Linked DNA regions of Homo sapiens: region 2 is linked to region 1. A link is an interaction called in ENCODE POLR2A ChIA-PET data of the cell type or tissue named here. Cell type or tissue: HepG2. All regions are shown on one strand. Each heading gives the region's core, and the rest is flanking DNA. Links, peaks and the distances in the headings are about the cores only.

Region 1 (5,381 bases), core at 127-5,126:
CTGGAGTGCATGGCGCGATCTTGGCTCACCGCAAGTTCTGCCTTCTGGGTTTATGCCATTCTCCTGCCTCAGCCTCCCGAGTAGCTGGGACTACTGGCACCCGCCACCACGCCCGGCTAATTTTTTTGTATTTTTTTTAGTAGAGACGGGGTTTCACTGTGTTAGCCAGGAAGGTCTCAATCTCCTGACCTCGTGATCCGCCTGCGTCAGCCTCCCAAAGTGCTGGGATTACAGGGGTGAGCCACCACGCCCGGCAATATGTACTGTTTTGTGACTGACTAATTTCACTCAGCGTAATGTTTCAATGTTCATCCATGTGATAGCATGTGTCAGCATTGCGTTTTCTTGTTGAGTGATATTCCATTGTACAGATATGCTACACTTTGTCTATGTATTCATCAGTTCATAGACATTTGGATTGTTTCTACTTTTTGTCAGCCATTCCTTTGAATCCAGCGTCCATTCAACCACCCGGCTGGCCAAGCAGGCCCCGTCTTCCTCCAGCCTGGAGAGCTCCCTCCCTGGTGATGACGTTTGGGTGCTGTCGTTCCTAAACTGACAGCACCGCGTGTGATGGCATGGACCCTGTCGTAGTCATCAGAATTCTTTAACAAATTGTCATGGCCCTTTTTTTTTTCTTTTTTTTGGCAGTGTCTTGCTCTGCCACCCAGGCTCAAGTACAATGGTACAATCGTGGCTCAGGGCAGCCTCAAACCCCTGGGCTCAAGTGATTCTCGTACTTCAGCCTACTGAATAGAAAGGTAAGACTACAGCCATGTGCCACCCCATGCAGCTCAATTTTTTTTTTTTTTTTTGAGATGGAGTCTTGCTGTGTCACCCAGGCTGGAGTGCAGTGGCTCGATCTCGGCTCACTGCAACCTCCACCTCCCGGGTTCTAGCGATTCTCCTGCCTCAGCCTCCCGAGTAGCTGGGACTACAGGCATGTGCCACCACCCCTGGCTAATTTTTTTTATTTTTAGTAGAGACGGGGTTTCACCATGTTAGCCAGGATGGTCTCGATCTCCTGACCATGTGATCTGCCTGCCTCGGCCTCCCAGCTAATTTTTTTATTTTGTAGAGACGAGGTCTCGCTTTGTTGCCCAGGCTGGTCTTGAACTCCTCCCCTCGAGTGATCCTCCTGCCTCGGCCTCTCAAAGCCTGCTGGGGATTACAGGCATGAGCCACTGTGCCCAGCTGGGGCTCTTCTCTTTCTAAGTTTTCATAGAATCGTACTCCCCCATCCCCTTTATGGTTGGGGTGGCCATTTGACTTACTTTGACCAATGCAATCTGAGTGCAAGTGACGTCTGTCACTTGGGTGGAAGCTTGCTATGATTTGGCTCTGTATCCCCACCCAAATCTCATCTCGAATCGTAATCCCCAGGTGTCAGGGGAGGGACCTGGTGGGAGGTGATTGGATCGTGGGGGCTGTGTCCCCCATGCTGTTCTCATGGTAGTGAGGGAGTTCTCACGAGATCTGATGGTTTTATGATGGCAGTTCCCCTCCCCCGCCCCCCACGCTTTTCTCCCTCCTGCCACCTTGTGGAGAAGTTGCCTGCTTCCCCTTCAGCTTCCACCATGATTGTAAGTTTCCTGAGGCCTCCCCAGCCATGTGGAACTGTGAGTCAATTAAACCTCTGTCCTCTATAAATTACCCAGTCTCGGGCATTTTGTTAATAGCAGCATGAGAACAGACGAATACAAAGCTCTAAGAGCCAGCGTGCGTTTTGTCCTGTTTCTTCCCCATGCTGCAGTGGCTGTAGGAGTGTATGACAGATAGAGCCTCCCTCTGCCTGGATGACTCTGCCCATGAGAACCTTCTGGATCATACTGGACAGACCGTGTAGAGCTTGAAGGTTGTGTGGGCCCATGCCTGATCTAGCTTGTCTAACCGACAGTTCTATGGGAGTTCACTCAGCACAGGATCTGGAGTGGCTGCTGCAGGGGGTGGGGCTGACCCAGGACCTGAGGATGAGGGGACGGGGTAGGCACAGGGTGGAGGAAGGGTGGGGGCCAGAAACAATTAGAGTCAGGTACCTGCCACCCCCTGGAAGACTTCAACTGAGATGGTTACTTGCAAAGACCACGATCCCACTCAGCTTTTCTTCCAGGGGTAAAACTGCTTCAAGAGTAACCATTACTCAATCTCCCTCTCCAGGGAGATATTCCATTATTGAGCATTTTATTATAGTTCTTGGGTGAATCTGGATTTCTCGCTCTGTGTCTTATGTTTCTTTGAAGTGAATCCAGCAGTAACATATCCCTGCTCTTTTTGGATCACACGATGATCCAATTCTGGTGCCCAAGTGAGAGAAAAGGAAAAAGACAGCTGGTGTGTTTTTGGCAGGACTCCAGTGTAGCAATGGCCAAGGCTTCTCAGAGGGAATTATGTTCTTGTCCAAAGAGCCACCTTTGAGAAGGGGGTGACGGTGTCACCCTGTCTATCTTATGCACGTCCAAGTGCTCACCCATGAAGCTGGACTAGAGATTGAAAAGCACTCCACGCCTGGGCGTTGTGGCTTATGACTGTAATCCCAACACTCTGGGAGACTGAGGAGGGTGGATTACTTGAGTCCAGGAGTTTGAGACAAGCCTGGGAAAATGGTGAAACCCCATCTCTATTTAAATCATTATTTATATATATAAAATAAAAAAGCACCCCACATCCCTTTATTGCTGGAGATCACACTGTTTTTGGTAACTTTCATTGTCTCACTCTTTAGAAGTAATGACATGAATCATTTTAGTGCCAGTGCGAGTTAATTTACCAGCGTGGTTTCAGCATTAAGGCATGGACTGAATTTCAGGAAAATGCTTGTGATTAGCATCGCTTATTGCTATTTTACTTGAAGCTAAAAGATAAATCAGAGAAACAATATCCCAGTAAGGGCCCCCAGCAGGCGGTCCATCCTGACGATGACAGAGGGGGAGGAGGAACAATGGCTACACTTTACTCTGAAGTGGCTACATCACCTTTTTCTGGGCCAAGAAGCCCAGGTGCAGATGTTTTCTCTGCAGGGAGTGTGCTGAGCTGGGTTTTGTGGGCTGCAAACTCCTATCAGAAGTTGATAAAGTTCTGGGCCATTGGTTCTTAGCTGATTGGAGAAGCATTTCATAAGCTTAGAGTGTGAAACACCTAGAGATGAGTCATCCATATGGGCCAGTTCCCCTAAAAAAAAAAAAAAAGTCTCTACTGTTGTAAGCACACACACACACACACACACACACACACACACACACACCTTAAACTTTATCAGGGTCTCAAGTAAGTGATGAAATCGGATGTGAGTGGTGGCTCACGCCTGTAATCTCAGCACTTTGGGAGGCCGAGGTGGGTGGATTGCCTGAGGCCAGGCGTTTGAGACCAGCCTGGCCAACATGGTGAAAGCTCGTCTCTACTAAAAATACAAAAATTAGCTGGGCGTGGTGGCAGACACCTGTAGTCCCAGATACTCAGGAGGCTGAGGCGGGAGAATCACTTGAACCTGGGAGGTGGAGGCTGCAGTGAACCCCGATGGTACCACTGCACTCCAGCCTGGGTGACACAGCGAGACTCTGTCTAAAAAAAAAAAAAGACAGAATCAGATAATGTGTGGACAAGCCCTTCCCAAATTACAACCAGAAAGTGAAATCTGACAGAAGGGAAGAACAGGACAGCCCTGGGAGCTTCTAGTCATTGGAAGAGACCGGGGCTGCATGCAGATGGGGACCCTGTTGACAGCAGCCCCTGCCTGCCATGCTGAGACCCTGCGTGTGTGAGCATCCCCAGCTTGGTGGCTGAGCCATCTCCTTGTACCCCAACCACAACCTCCTCTGTGGCTCCAGTCACATCCTGTCCCTTCAGAAGGCCACTCACAGGACATGCCCTTCCTGTGGTGACTGGTCACCTTATTCATGAAGGAATGACTGAGGACATGACTGAGGTGTAGCAGAGTCAAGCTACACCGTGAGTGTCTGTGGGCACTGCAATACCTTGGAGCTGCTGGACTCCTGAACATTGTCTAAATCATCTTTCGCAGCCATCCATCTTCTGCCACATGGATTCCAGTTTCCATTGTGAGAAAGGGGTTCAACGAGCCATGGCATTTTCCACCAGAGGGTCAGCATCTGGGCCTCTGTTATTTTTCCTTTTGAGGCCCAGTTTTCTTGAAAACGAATAAAACTTACAGCTCTTAAAAATACCTAGGATGGGCTGGGCGCAGTGGCTCATGCCTGTAATCCCAGCATTTTGGGAGGCCGAGGCAGGCAGATCACGAGGTCAGGAGCTCAAGACCAGCCTGACCAACGTGGAGAAACCCTGTCTCTACTAAAAATACAAAAATTATACCGGGCACAGTGGCTCACGCCTGTAATCCCAGCACTTTGGGAGGCCAAGGCGGGCGGATCAAGAGCTCAGGAGTTTGAGACCAGCCTGACCAACATGGTGAAACCCCGTCTCTACTAAAAATTAGCTGGATATGGTGGTGCACGCCTGTAATCCCAGCTACTTGGGAGGCTGAGGCAGGAGAATTGCTTCAATCTGGGAGGCGGAGGTTGCAGTGAGCCGAGATGGCCCCACTGTACTCCACCCTGGGCAACAGAGTGAGACTCCATCTCAAACAAAAACAAAAACAAAAATGAGCCGGGTGTGGTGGCACATGCCTGTAATCCCAGCTATTTGGGAGGCTGAGTGGGGAGAATCACTTGAACCTGGGAGGCAGAGGTTGCAGTGAGCCAAGATCACACCACTGCACTCCAGCCCGGCCAATAAGAGTAAAACTCCGTCTCAAAAAAATAAAAAACAAGAAAAACCTAGGATGGGCCGGGCATGGTGGCTCATGCCTGTAATCCCAGCACTTTGGGAGGCCGAGGCAGGGGGATCACTTGAGGTCAAGAGTTTGACACCAGCCTGGCCAACATGGTAAAACCCCACCTCTACTAAAAATACAAAAATTAGCTGGACATGGTAGCAGGTGTCTGTAATACTAGCTACTCAGGAGGCTAGGGCAGGAGCATCACTTGAACCTGGGAGGTGAAGTTTGCAGCTAGCCAAGATCGCGCCACTGCACTCCAGCCTGGGCCGCAACAACAGCAACAACAAAATACCTAGGATGCAGCACTCTTCATGGATTTAATCTAATTATCATGTGAGATGAGTCAATGATCATGAATTGTAGGGGTAAAGAAAATGAGTCACAATGAGACCATTGGTGATGGGTCAGAAGGGGCTCCCTGGTTTCACCCTCCACTGCCCTGGGGGGTCCACGCTTCCCCTTGAGCTGTGGCTGGGTGATGCTGCCCTCAAAGGCCAGCTGTCATGGGCTTTCCCCACCCCGACCCTGAAATTTCCCCCATTTGTCTGAGCTATGGCCACCTTACTGGCTCAGAAGTCAGGCTACAATA
Region 2 (5,381 bases), core at 120-5,119, 150 kb before region 1:
ACTACTTTTACATGGTTTCTCAAATCTTACCCTTCCATTGACAGGCATCATTCTTCCTGGGGTCTGGCAATATGCAACCTATTCTACAACACTAGTACCAAGTCAATATTCCTTAACAACAGCTCAAGCTAAGATTTGCTGCTGCTCAAAAAACCTTCAAAGGCTCCTAAATAAAACCTCCTCAGCCTGGCAATTTAGGGCCTCCACAATATAAACCTAATCTATATTTTCAAGCGCGCTTCTATTTTCCCCAAATCTCTGTTACAATTCGATTCATCCTTTAAGGTCAGCTCTACCCTGCCTTCTCCATGAAGCCGCTCCCTTTCATGAAACACTGGAGCAGCGGTGCTCTGTTCTTGTGTTATTTTGTGCTGGGCCCCAATTCCCCTTCCACTCTTCAAATCATCTAGGACAGAACTGATGTCTGATTTATGCTTTCCCCCTGTAGATCTTGGCATCATTCATGTCTATTATTTATTAAATGGATACTGAGAAAATATCCATCTCATTTTTAAAAAGTAATGACATGAAAGATTCACATACACTGTGAGTCAGTGAAGAGCTCAGGGGAGAAGCAGATTTATAAAGGATAAAGTTAATGCGTGCTGGAGTGAGGCGACTGCCCAATAATAATGTAACAACCTTAGGATATGTAACAGGAAGGAATTTTTATGAAATTCATTTCCAGAATTCAAAGAAGACAGTTTGTAGACTGAGTAAAAATTATAAGCTTCAGTGGTTAACAGTGTAGCTTTCTAAACTGGTTTCTGTTACAGTATATTTACTTGAAGCAATTGGGGGGGTACTTTCTTAAAACAGTGTTTTGCCTTCTCTTAAAACACTATTCCTTCTAGACTGTGTTTTTGCTGCTGAATTTAAGGTGACTTTCATTTTTCTAAAAAAGTTACACCAAAAGCACACTGCACCTTCTTCATTAAGGTGAAATCATATGCCTTTAGCTTGAGGACAGTCTCTTTGAAACTGCTTAAAAAAAAAAAAAAAAGAAAAATGCAGGCTACCTTAAGGCAGTAACCTAGATATGCTTACCTGGCCACCAGATCTCATTAATAAATCTCAGAAGCCATCCATGGGAGGAGGAGGGGCACATTTTTGTCATACAACTCATCCAGTTCTGCCCAGTGCTTCCTTATTTAAGAGTGTGATGTAATTTCCTCCTTTCAATCTGGTTCTAGAACCTGATTTCTGTTTATTCAGGGTGATAAATGGTCTTTTCAGTTCCATTTAAGAATCACCTACATTAAGTACTTCCATAACCAAGGAAGATAATAAGGTAACTACATTTAAAGGCAAAATTTATAAAAGGAAACTGATTTAGGAATATGACAAACTCCATGATTTTAGATCCTCCCCAAATATACCAATCTCTGCATGTTTATTTTTTAAAATGTCTAAAATAATCACCTGTGAGGAAATTAAAACAAACAAACAAACAAAAAAACACCAATTTTTTTTTTTTTTTTTTGAGACGGAGTCTTACTCTTGTCACCCAGGCTGGAGTGCAATGGTGCACAGCACAATCTCCACCTCCCAGGTTCAAGCGATTGTCCTGCCTCAGCCTCCCGAGTAGCTGGGATTACAGGCATGCACCAACTCGCCAGGCTAATTTTTGTATTTTTAGTAGAGATGGGGTTTCTCCACATTGGTCAGGCTGGTCTCAAACTCCTGACCTCAGGTGATCCTCCTGCCTCGGCCTCCCAAAGTGCTGAGATTACAGGCGTGAGATACCACGCCCGGCCCAGATTTCATTTTAATAGCCTATGATTTAGGTAGGGGTAGGAAAAGAAAGAGGGAGGCAAGTTAAGAAAACTTCCTTAGTTGTACTCTCTACCATGGTAAGCATAAGTAGCCTTTAAATTAAAAACATAGATTACTTTTAAAATAATGCCATGTTTTAATGTAATTAAAATACTCCTGCATGAATTCAAGAAAAGCTTGATGGCTTCAGTAAACATTAAAATATAGTTCAGTGTGGCAAAGATGAACATTTGTGTCTGTGTTTGCAGCTCCATTCCTCAGAGGCTCTTAAACATGTCCAGAACATAATGGACCATTTGTAGGTGGTGAAATAGAGGCAACAGAGAAAATAATTTATCTTCAAACTGTCAAATAAAAAATAAATGACGTAATTTATTCAATAATTCAGAATGCTTTCTAGCTAAGTATTTTAAAAAATGGTAAACTAACAAAAAACCCATTCCCTCAACTACCATAATCCAGTCTTTCAACTCACTTAAGCCTCCCACACAATTTTAGTGTGACAGCAGAAAAGTAGGATAGCAGGAATACATTCTTTTGTCCTTTGTATTTCTCCTACAGAGTAGCACAATCAGTAACTATATATACACACAGAGGGGAGAAAAATATTATTTCTTTTTGACATATAACAATAGATTATTTCTTACTATAAAAGTGAATTCTAATCTAAAGACAACGAGCACAATGGTCTAATGATGGGACGCAAGTCTTTAAAACTTCAAATTTATTTAACAAGCATTTAAGTTACCCGATGGGTAACTCTAGATTGTTACAATTAATATAAAACCATTAATGATAACTAACATTCACTGGACATACAACTGCCAGGCAAGCATGGTTCTAAGTGCTTTATGTGTATGAACTCATTTAATCCTCTCTACAATGCCATAAGGTGGGCTACTATTATTACTCTCACTTACTTGAGGCACAGAGTTAAAGAACTTGCTCAAGGTCAAAACTGGTGAGCAATGGGGCCAGGACTTCAACTAGACAGCCCGGCCTCAGTGTCCAGGCCCTTCACCAACACACCACACTGCCTCTTCCTGTCCCTACGGCTTTTTAAACTGGCGAAGTAGGATCCGACTGACTATACTGCTCAACTTGTAAGGGTAGCACAGATCCTTTTTTATGGATTTACTGGTAATAGTTTTTCTTGGGTAACCTGTAGCCTATGAAAGTTCCTGTTTCACTTCAACTCCCTCAAATTCTCCTATTAAAAGTTATTAATTGTAGATCTGGCCTATGTATCCTCTAAAATGGGTGGGTTAAGGCATCAATTTGACATTCTATTACCACTTCAAACAACTATTTTGAAGCCCTCAGTCTTTAACGATCCACGGATGCCCCACCACAACAGAACTCTTTACAACATGGTTATTTCATATAACACAAGTCTGTTTTTACTCGTAATAAGCGGTTACTACATATACCCAACGGGCCTCCTTTTAACATGCTTTCACAGCATGGATCCCAATGATGGCATTATAATCACACTGTATTGTAAAATCCGGAATTTAACAATAGCATACCTTATATTTGTAAAGCACTCAACAAGTTACAAAGCACCTTCTTACACATTATCTCACTTGATCCCCACAACATCCCTGTAAGAAGAGGCAGGGATTAGAATCTCCATTTTGCAGATGAGGAAACAAAGTGAGGTTAAATATCTTGCTATAAGCAAAAGGGCGATCATGGCTCTTCTGTACTATAATCCAGCATTTTCCCCACACTTTCACTACCTCTCCACTCTATAGTATCTTCATTTTAGGCAACAACCTCATTTCTCCTTGTAACATTCTTGTTTATAAATGGAGAAACTGAAGCAAAAGGCTGTTAAGTTAAATGCTCAAGACCTAAGTGCTAGTCAATAGCAGAGGCAGGAACAGAAACTCAACTCATAGTGCTCATTCAGCTCAAAAATTCTTAGAGGGCAAGGATTAATTCTTTTCACAAATATTTATCAAGTGCTTATTCTGGATTAGACACCATGTGAGGTGAAAAATAGAGATGGCTGCTGCCTGAAGAAGCCTTCCATCTAATGAGGGAGGAAGAGAATAGCCAAGCAAGCAAACAATTTTAGATGGCGATACCTTCCAAGGAAACAAGCAGGGTACAGCAGCAATAGGATAAGGAGGCAGAGGAGCATATATTTACACAGGTGGTTTGGGAAGGCCTCTCTGAGTAGGTGACTTTTAAATGGAAATCTAAAGGCTGAAAAAGAGGCAGCCCTGATAAGAGTCAGAAGACAATTCTACTGAGCGAATAGTTGTTTAAAAAACAATCTGTAACTAGTCCAGTTTCACATCTGGGGTATTGAATAAGAGCTTTTGGATAATGTCTTCCAATCCTTACCTTCCTATTGTTTCCAAGTTGAAAAGGGCTCCATTTCTGTAGCCAAAGCCCCACATTTTTTTGTTTGTTTATTTTTTAAAGACAGAGTCTCACTCTGTCACCAGGCTGTAGTGCAGTCGTGTGATCTTGGCTTACTGCAACCTCTGCCTCCCAGGCTCAAGCAATCCTCCCACCTCAGCCTCCTGAGTAGCTGGGACTACAGACGTGTGCCACCATACCCAGCTAATTTTTGTGTTTTTTTGTAGTGACAGGGTTTCACCATGTTGCCCAGGTTGGTCTCATACTCTTGGGCTCAAGCCATCTGCCCGCCTTGGCCTCCCAAAGTGCTGAGATTACAGGCCTGAGCCACTGAGCCCGGCCAAAAGCCCCACATTTTAAAGACACATTCATTGAGACCTGGAAGAGTGGTCTTTTCGTAATATTGCCCAATTTTATGGTGTGAGGAATTGGACTACAGTATCAACAAAGACTTGAAATCTGAGAATCCTCCCCACCACCTTCTGAAATCTGAACCCCCCTCAGTAACTTTTCCCTATCTTAAAACTAATTGTTAAGGTAGTAACTTACATTTAGGACCCTCAAACTCATTCGCCTCATCTACCTTTACAAAGCACGTGTTTATGCTGTGTGAACAATGCCAGAATACCACAACTGGACTGCGTTTATGTAGCGAGTTCTTTATTAGCTTTTGTATAGCCAGACACCCGCAAAGGATGCTAAATGTATCCAAATGGATCCAGATGATGAGGTACCAATTCAAATTTATTTAGATCAAGAGCAGAGTTGTTTCTCTGGCAGAGGGAGCCTATGCCATTCCAATTCCTGGAGTTACCCCTGACACCTCCTTTCCTTCCTCTGCTCCTTTCTAAAGCAATCTGATGGTATGCAGACAATCAGGTCAGTTTCAAGCATGTTAGATTGTGCCTGTAATTTACGCAAATTGCTTTGAAAAGCCACCATTAGTTTCAGCAGAAAGGAAGTATTATCTAGCTCAACTTTTGAGAAGCAGCAGTCAAGAGGTATTTTCACACAAAAACTCAAGCATAATTAAATCTTATAAAGAGTGACCAGTATATATTGTGAACTGCAAGTAGGAAAACCGATGATTGAAACAACAGTTTTACCCGTCAAAAATATCAATAATTCAGGCATTTCATAACAGCCATAAAAAAATTAAACAGATTTGCTTTCCAACCCTTATCAATGACTGCTCCAATCCTGCTGAGCCTTAAAAGGTAAAACATGCTTTC

Evidence for each region. Peaks named below come from ENCODE experiments on the same cell type or tissue, not always from the same donor. Only the 100,000 strongest peaks of a DNase experiment are listed, where the experiment ranks them.
Region 2: POLR2A ChIA-PET joins it to region 1 with 16 read pairs; 13 of 35 experiments call an interaction of 5 or more read pairs at or near these places.

What each region holds. Positions count from the first base shown.
Region 1 is chr1:8,164,310-8,169,690 of GRCh38, forward strand. No RefSeq gene overlaps it. Among named protein-coding and RNA genes, the nearest start is that of LINC01714, 42 kb to the right of the region's middle. RefSeq lists enhancers at 1,400-1,694, 2,640-3,313. In HepG2, for the core only: a CTCF peak has its summit at 1,548 (motif pointing left); no DNase peak of the experiment used is centred there.
Region 2 is chr1:8,019,088-8,024,468 of GRCh38, forward strand. The region is part of intron 1 of ERRFI1 (ERBB receptor feedback inhibitor 1); the gene reads right to left. Among named protein-coding and RNA genes, the nearest start is that of ERRFI1, 4.5 kb to the right of the region's middle. In HepG2, for the core only: no CTCF peak of the experiment used is centred there; DNase peaks (open chromatin) are centred at 1,134 and 2,773; H3K4me3 peaks cover 5,000 bases.